2 separate regions of the Homo sapiens genome follow, and region 1 is linked to region 2. Evidence: chromatin contacts called from ENCODE Hi-C or POLR2A ChIA-PET data. All regions are on one chromosome and are shown on one strand. Each heading gives the region's core, a stretch centred on a gene start or an enhancer-like site at or near the end of the contact. The rest is flanking DNA. Distances are from core to core; before and after follow the strand shown. Region 1 holds the start of ATXN1 (ataxin 1). Region 2 holds the start of MCUR1 (mitochondrial calcium uniporter regulator 1).

Region 1 (3,925 bases), core at 1-2,500, 2.9 Mb before region 2:
CCGCACTGAGCGCCCTTAGTCTGGAGGCGCCTCCTAGTCCTCCAGGTGCCACACCTGTTGGCAAGGTGCACCCATCCGAAGAAGATTCCTTCGCGTGGAGGTCACACCTGGCGGCGAGACAGGCGGAGGGGCGGGGTGGTGGGAGTCGGAGACCGCACTGAAACCCTGAGTCCAGATTTAAGTTCCTCGTCGATTCTCGAGAACTGCCATTTGATGCTCCGGTTGCTTTCTCTGTCTCCTACACTGGTTACCTCATTTCCGATTAAATTAATGATCCGAAATTAGCTGCGAGAGGAGTGCGCGGGTCTCCTTTCCAGGCTAGAGCGGAGTAGTTCCATATCAAAGCCGATTTCCGGACCTGCGTGCGAAGAGAGAAAGAGGGCAGGGTCGGGCGGTCGCCAGCGTTCGCCGGCAGGAAAGGTGAGGGTACCTGTGCAGTCGGGGGACCCCTTGAAACTTTCCGGAGTTGCACGCAGAGGCAATCCCCGCGGCCCCCAGGCCTGGGTTCCGGAACGCCGAAGCGACGCCGGTTTGTGGCTTAACGTGCAGCTGATGATCAGAGTGAGCCCTCTCAGATGCTGCTCCGAGCGCCTGGGACCAAGGACACGTCGGGATTAGAATGGGCCGACCTCCCCTCCCCGCTGGGGTGTTGCATCGGCTCCCAGCTGAAGCCTGACAGCCCTTGGGGGAGTCCCCCAGGTTGCCTGAGTAGCGCCCCGTTGTCGTTCAGTCCCCTCCAACTAGGTGCAGGGACCCAGGGAGGCGCGCGAGGACCGACCCGTCACCGCTCAAATTACCTCATCGCCCAGCTCCCCGCCCCCTTCCCAAACCTGGAAGGAACCTTGCCCTCCGGTCCGCGTCTCCCCTCCCCCGCACCCCATCCCGAGCCACTCTTTGGGAAAGGTGCCCGCCTCCCCGGGCGGCGCGCAGCGAAGGGTTAAGGGCGCGGGCCGGCCGCCGCGCGGTGCGCTCGCCGTGCTCTGTGCGGCTCGCCGGGCCGCCCGCCAGAGGGTGCCCCCCACCCCCATGAAGTCGGATCCTTGAGCTGCGGCGGCGGCAGCCAACTGCTCCATATTTGGCTTCTATTACACATTTACATACTGGAGCGAGCGAGCGAGCGAGCGCGAGAGAGCGCGAGGGAGGGAGGGAGGGCGGGCGGGCGGAGGGAGGAGGGAGGGGAGGGGAGCGGGAGGAGGGGGAGGAGGAGGAGGAGGAGGAGGAGGAGAGAGCAGAGTATACCGCAGACATCATTTCTACTACAGTGGCGGAGCCGTACAGGACCTGTTTCACTGCAGGGGGATCCAAAACAAGCCCCGTGGAGCAGCAGCCAGAGCAACAGCAGCCGCAAGACATTGTTTCTCTCCCTCTGCCCCCCCTTCCCCACGCAACCCCAGATCCATTTACACTTTACAGTAAGTGACTATTTTTTTTTCCTCCTCCGATTCTTTCCCCCCTCCCCCATTCCCTTCTCCCCTTATTTAGATTAAAATCCCTCCTCCCCCGATCTCCCGAGAGGGGCAAAAGCAACAACCAGCAAACAAACCCAAAACCCCAATCGGCTGCACGGAAAACAGCTGGAAGAGGAGCGAAGGAAATCGACGCGTCGTGTTCTGTGTGTGTGCGTGTGTGTGTGTGTGTGTGTGTATGTGTGTACATACAACCGTCCCCGGCTCCAGGCTCCCGGGCCGACACCCCCACTCTGGGCGCAGGGGCGGCCGGCGGGGGGGCTGTCAGGGGCTGGGTGGGCGCCCGCCGGGCTAGGGGGCGCGCCCGGGCGGGGGGCGCGGGCGGGGAGAGCGGCGGCGGCGCCCCGCTCCCCCGGCTGCTGGTCCGGTCGCAAGTGCGGAGAGCCATGTCCTCCTCCCTCCGGGTGGCGCAGGGGGGAGGCGGCGGCTGGGGTTGGGGGGTGGTCCCTTTCCCGGCCGCCCTCTTCCCATTCCTCCTCCCCGGAGAGGGCGGTGAGAGAGAGGGGGTCTCACGGAGGGCTGGACTTCTCCGCGGGTGGTCGCCCGGCCTCGGCGCCCTGGGGCGGGGGTCTCCCCTCGGAGGGCCGGCCTCGCCGGGTGTGCGGCTGCGGGCGGGGAAGGGACTGCTCCTGCAGCCGGGACGGGACTTTGCGCGCGGCCGGGTGCCGGGCGGGGGGCGCAGAGGGGTGGCCTCGGGGACCGCGCGGGGGTAGCGGGTGTGCGGGTGCCTGGAGCGCGGCTGGAGTGGCGGTGACGGCCCTGGCCGCCGCCGCCACCGCCGCCCTGTTGGTGCGGCCGCTTCCTGATCATGTGCAGCGGCAGCCGCCGCCCGGAGCCGGGAGCCCGCGAGCGCCCCAGTCCGGGCCGGCGCCCCCGCCAGCACCCGCGGCAGGAGACGAGGAGCCGCGGCAGGCGCTGCCCTGAGCCGGGAGTGAACGGCTGCGCGGCTGCTGGGAGGGTGAATGAAGCCAGGAGGAGGGGAAGGAGGAGGAGGCGGCGGCCGCCGCGGAGGAGGCGCTGCGGGGATTGGGATGCGCCCTGGAGCCCCACTGCTCGTTCACTCTGGGCCGGGCCGGAGACTCTGCCACTCCCGGGGGCGCCGCCGCCTCCTCCTACGTGGTTCCAGTGCTGCGCGCAGGCCGGTCCCGCAGGGGGCAGGGAAGGGGGCCGGACGGGCGGAGCGAGAGGTGAGGCGGTGTCGGAGCGCGGCGTGAGTGTGAGTGAGTGTGTGAGTGACTGTGTGTGTGTATTTGTGCGCGCGCGCGCCGGGCGGGGGGCGAGGGCCGTCGCGACGCGGAGGGGGCCCTTCCTTGGCTACTTGGCTGACTCTGCAGCGCCCCGACCCCTCTTCAGCCCCCCGCCTTCAGGCTGCCTTCTTAAACTCCGTGGCTTGTGCTTTCATTTTGTTTCAGACCACGTAGGGGGCTGACTGAAAGGGATGAAACAATTCAGGTTTTCTAGGGAGATTGAGCAAGAACCTTAGTGGGGGTGGAAGTAGGGTGGTGATCGAGACTCTGCCAGAAAACAAAACAAAACAAAAAAAAATCCGTTTCTAAGGACGGCGGGGATTCGGTTCGAGCCCGTGGCTGCTCTGTTTTGTTTTGCTTTCTTGGTATATAATCCTACAGATAAAAGGGTAATATAAATATTTGAGAAGAGGGAAATTGCTGAAGAGTAGTAAGGGCAAAAAAAAAAAAAAAAAAAAAAAAAAAACAGTCGGAAGAAGCTGGTTATATAATGCGCGATGTGGCTAACAAGAAAGGCAAGCTATTTTTATTTTGTTTACCGTATGCTGTGCAGTAGGGACTCCTCCAAACTGGTTCTGTCCCCGAAGAGATTCTTAGCTTCCCTGCGAGATCCACAGGATACAATTAGCAAAATTAGAAGACCCTATTACACCCACAGAATAAAAACTAATGCCTTACAGTGGCTTTCTCCCTGCACATCCTGTCGTGCATGCACGGGAATGTGTGTATGCAAATAAGTTCTCCTTTGGCAATCTAGTAGTCACATCTCAATGACATTTGTGTTTTATAATGCAGGCTGTTTTTAATATTTAAACATCATTGTTATATATTGCACACAGCAGTGGGTAGTTACTTGGTTATTTTTAGGCACAGCTAGTTACTTTTTCAACAGTGTTAGCTGAGACATTTCTGTTTGGGTTTTTTAGGAGGCTGCAGTTCCTAGAAGCCCCCCTTAAGCCCACCCTTCGGTTTATTTGATGGGTAAAGGTAGTTTGATACTTGAGCTTTTTTTGGAGTGAAGCTTATGTCTGAGGAAACCACCAGAGAGAAGAGAAAATCCTGCACAGGAACTCTTGGAAAGGGATTGCACCATAACGGCTAGCGCTGTGGCATTTAATCTCCTCTGATTGCCCTCTCACTGTGCATGCATCAGTCAATATTTTAGCAGCTCCGCAAATAAATGGACTTGAATGCCATCTTCTACATAAAGCA
Region 2 (4,078 bases), core at 340-2,839:
ACTCAGGAGGCTGAGGCAGGAGAATTGCTTGAACCCGGGAGGCAGAGGACACAGTGAGCTGAGACTGCACCACTGCACTCCAGCCTGGGTGACAGAGCAAGACTCCGTCTCAAAAAAAAAAAGAGAAAATAGTTGCCTTGGGGTGGTGGTGGATTGTCTGGAAAACTGGCACAAAATAACTTTCTGGAGCAATGAAAATGTTCTAGATCTTGACTGGGTGGTATATACAACTGCTAAATGTCATCAAGTTGCTAAATGACATTTATCAACTGCTAAATGTCACCTAAGTCTGTGGAATTTACTGTATGCAAATTATACCTCAATTTTTAAAAATTACAAAGGACTAACATTAAAGTTTGTGCCACAGTTTAATCGTTCCTCTAATGTTGTGCACTATTTTCCCATTTTTTCACAATCACAAATTATGATACAATGACTATCTTTTGTGCATATGTGAAATTACCAATATTAAGCATTTTGACCCATAAAAATGACAAGTTTGTATAGTCAAACCTAGTAGATATTTAATATTTTGGATTATTCCCATTATCCCCATTTTTAGTTAGGTGACTTGAGAAAAGTTTACAAATTTTTGTTGATACTCATTGCTAAACTGCTTTTTCTACCAATTTTATAAATGTATACTCCTTTTACAAAAGTGTCTTAGGTTGGTGCAAAAGTAATTGCGGTTTTTGCCATTACTTGCAATGGCAAAAGCCGCAACTACTTTTGCACCAACCTATGACTTGAATCCTGTTTTTCAGTTCTTCAAATTTTGATAGACACTTATCTTGCACATCCATATGCACGCTCCTCTCTTCCCAGCACTTTGTACATCTCTCATGGCTCATAACACATTCTTCCATCACGTATGTGTACACATATGGCTGTATAGGAAAACAGCTTCTGGAGGATAAGAACAATTTGTTTTGCGGTTTTTTATTTTTAATAAAATCTCCTAGCTTGGTGCCTTATGCATTTCATTTATTTATTCAACTAACATCTTCCAAATTCACATAAGGGACCAGTTATCTGTGAATGGTGTAACAGGCCTTCAAAAAGTCCACGAAACTAAACATTACCAGTTTCAAATATACCCGACAGGTCTCATTTTAACATTCATGCCCCACGTTTTAAGTTCCCAGATTGCTACCTTCCCATGTTTTTGGTGCTCTAATCTGGAAACAAAAACTCTGAAAATTTAGTTTTGAATGTATTATGTGAGGGCCTTTCCCTGGGCCCTGCTAATAATTCCTTAAAATGCTCCCCAGAACCACATGTTTGGGGACTTAGGATAATCAGTGAAATCTAGGGCAGCCTGTCGGTCTGAGACTTTTCACAGGACTCTGAAGGGCACCGGGGTAATTCCTTTTTAAGGACAGCAGTGCAGTGAAAATGCAAATCGTGACAGCAACAAGCTCCTTCCAGTTCCGGAGTGCCCGCAGGCTCCTCCCGGTCGCCGCCGTCGCCTAGCGAATGGGGTGGGGGCTCGCACGGTCCCCGCATCTCGGAGCGCCACGGCGGGCTCCTGCCGCCCCGCCCCACCCCACCCCCGGCGCGCGTCCCGAGCCCCGCCCGCGCGCCCGGCAGGAAAGGGCGGTCCTGCGCTGTGGCCCACGCTCGCTCCCGCTGTCGGACTCTGGGCCTGGACCGCGCGTGGCCGGCGCCAAAAGCGAGAGGCATGAGCGCGCGCCCGGGCCAGTGAACTGCTCGGGGATGGACTGCGGCTCGGTCGGCGGCCAGAGGACCCAGCGCCTGCCCGGCCGCCAGCGGCTTCTCTTCTTGCCCGTGGGCCTCAGCGGAAGACCGGGCGGCAGCGAAACCTCAGCACGCCGCTGCCTCTCTGCGCTCTCCGACGGTCTGGGGGCGCTGCGCCCTCGCGCCCCGGCGGCCCGCGGCGGCGTGTCACGTGCCTCACCGCTGCTCCTCCTCCTGCTAGTGCCCTCCCCGCGCTTGGCCGCCGCAGCCCCGCGCCGGCAGCTCGGGGACTGGGAGCGCTCGCGCCTCGGGTATGCCGCACCCCCGGCCGGGCGCAGCAGCGCGTGGAGGTGCTCACCGGGCGTCGCCGCTGCCGCCGGCGCCCTTCCCCAGTACCACGGCCCGGCGCCTGCACTCGTTTCCTGCAGGAGAGGTGAGGCCCGGGCGGGAGAGGAGAGGGGGCTCGTCTCGCGGGGTTGGACGGCGGGGCGGGGATCTCAGCTACAGCCTCCCCGAGGAAAGGCCCGGCAGGCCGGAGGGCGGGTCCTCCAAGGCCACCGGCATCTGCCCGGAGCGTGGGTCGAAGGTCCGGGCCCGCCCTGCTCGGCCGCGGTGGCGGGGCTTAGCCCAGAAGAGACGAATTCCTGGGAATCCCGGGCGCTAAAGTTGGAGGGAGGTGCGTGCTGGGGCGGGGAGTTGGTGCCCGCCCACTCCTAGGGTCTGCTTTTGGGCGCCGCCTTCCAGGAGTTCTGTTTGGCAGCGCCCAGCCTGTTGGGCGTTCAAGGGGAAGGGGTGTGTATGTTTGAGCAGCAAAGCTCTGGGAAATGAAGGGATTGCTTTACAGTTTGATTTCAAATTCTGATGGAATCATTAATTCGTGGAGTCCTAGCGTCTGCCCTGTCCCTGGCGCTTTTCTAGATGTGTGAGATATATCAGTCCACAAAATCTTCCCTCTGGAGCTTAATTCTAGCAGAGCAGACGCAGTAAATATGTGTGTGTGGATATACGTATGCATAATTGATGTATATATAATTTATATATACAAATAATTTTTATATATTCGTAATTCGATGCCTGGTATAGAAAAATAGGATAAGGCTTGGGAAGTGGAATGGGTCTCCAGTTGTGAATTTAAATAGGGTGATCAGAATCGATTTCATTGAGAAGGTAGCATTTAATTAGAGTCATGCATCTCTTCAGGACAGTCGCCTACTGAGAAATGAGTCATTAGGCGACTTCTTCCTTGTGTGAATATTGTAGAGTGTGCTTACACAAACCTGGATGCTACAGCCTACTACACACCTAGACTATCAGGTAGAGGCTAGTGCTCCTAGGCTACAAACCTGAACAGCATGTTACCGTACTGAATACTAGAGGCAATCTGAACACAATGGTATTTGCGCATCTAAATGTAGAAAAGGTAGAGTAAAAATATGTATTATAGTCTCATAGACCACTGTCGTGTGTGCCCCTCTGTCCTGGGCTGAAAGGTAGTTGTGGGGCTCATGACTATTTAAAGGAGGTGAGAGAGATCACTGCCCTGGAGATGAGGAAAGTAAATAGAATCAATTTATTAGATAGCATATTGTTGATTAAAGAAAAAAATCATTTCTGATAATCAACAGACTTGGCAAAATTATCACTTTGGGCAGTCTATACATATTCATTAGTAGCCATCACTAACTACACATTTTTCATATTTTCTTCAACAGATAGGCCCACTAAATGTTGACCATATCTATAATTTAAGAATATCATTGGCTGGGGTAAAAACTGATTAGTAGAGCAATAAAGTGAAGGAAACTTTATATACAGAGAGTGGGGAATGAGTAGTGAACTCGGTGTCACTGTCCTTCAGTAATTAGGAGTCGGAGATGAGTTTGGTCTTTATTCTGTATTTTGCCTTTTGTTGCGCTTTTTCTGACAAGCTAGTAATTTCCAATTTGTTTTTCTCTCAATGCAAGAGTATAGGGCAAAAAGAGAGTGTTCTTTCTCACGGATTTGCTGACCAATCGGTAAGGTGGTACTGTTGTTTTAGTGTCAGCTATCTCATTCTTCAGTCATCATAAAAAATGAGTATGGATGCATAAAAACAGAAGAGAGCAGAGACACAGTTAAGGAAGCATGTATGCCCATTAACCAGCCAATGAGCGTTTCCCAACCATTTGTTTGCTTGGTGCCTGAGGTTCTCGGTTGAGCTACTTAAGGATGTCATGAGTAGGAAGTTTGTATTTGGTTTCCTCATCCTGTCCAAGGCTACCTTTGGGCCTCTATTGTAATTGTGGGTTTTTAATATTCTCTTGATATGCTGAAGGTCCCCAGAAAGGGGAATTGCATGTTACACGTTGACACAGCTCAGTTGGCTCGCTTCCTTATGATC

The links. A loop is a pair of places that touch in the nucleus more often than their neighbours do. ChIA-PET counts read pairs that join two places held with the same protein, here RNA polymerase II (POLR2A). Pooled maps may share reads with other maps.
Region 1: a map of naive thymus-derived CD4-positive, alpha-beta T cell shows a loop between it and region 2 (10-fold over the local background). The contact joins the promoter of ATXN1 here to the promoter of MCUR1 in region 2. A Hi-C loop is called at or near these places in 1 of 168 maps with a recorded cell type or tissue (naive thymus-derived CD4-positive, alpha-beta T cell) and 8 of 50 pooled maps. POLR2A ChIA-PET finds 5 or more read pairs at or near these places in 1 of 52 experiments (WTC11).

What each region holds. Positions count from the first base shown.
Region 1 is chr6:16,758,785-16,762,709 of GRCh38, reverse strand. ATXN1 (ataxin 1) reads left to right here and starts at 1,250. Exons shown (of 8, transcript NM_001128164.2): 1 at 1,250-1,412. It overlaps ATXN1-AS1 (ATXN1 antisense RNA 1), which reads right to left and starts at 1,572. Exons shown (of 3, transcript NR_136240.1): 1 at 1,544-1,572; 2 at 431-591; 3 at 1-358. RefSeq lists an enhancer at 1-796 and silencers at 797-1,116, 934-1,149, 1,157-1,316, 1,793-1,922, 1,993-2,472 and 1 more.
Region 2 is chr6:13,812,068-13,816,145 of GRCh38, reverse strand. MCUR1 (mitochondrial calcium uniporter regulator 1) reads left to right here and starts at 1,589. Exons shown (of 9, transcript NM_001031713.4): 1 at 1,589-2,131. The coding sequence starts at 1,717. LOC107986571 (a long non-coding RNA gene) reads right to left here and starts at 2,336. Exons shown (of 2, transcript XR_001743986.3): 1 at 2,057-2,336. RefSeq lists an enhancer at 1,122-1,221 and silencers at 1,382-1,651, 1,732-2,401.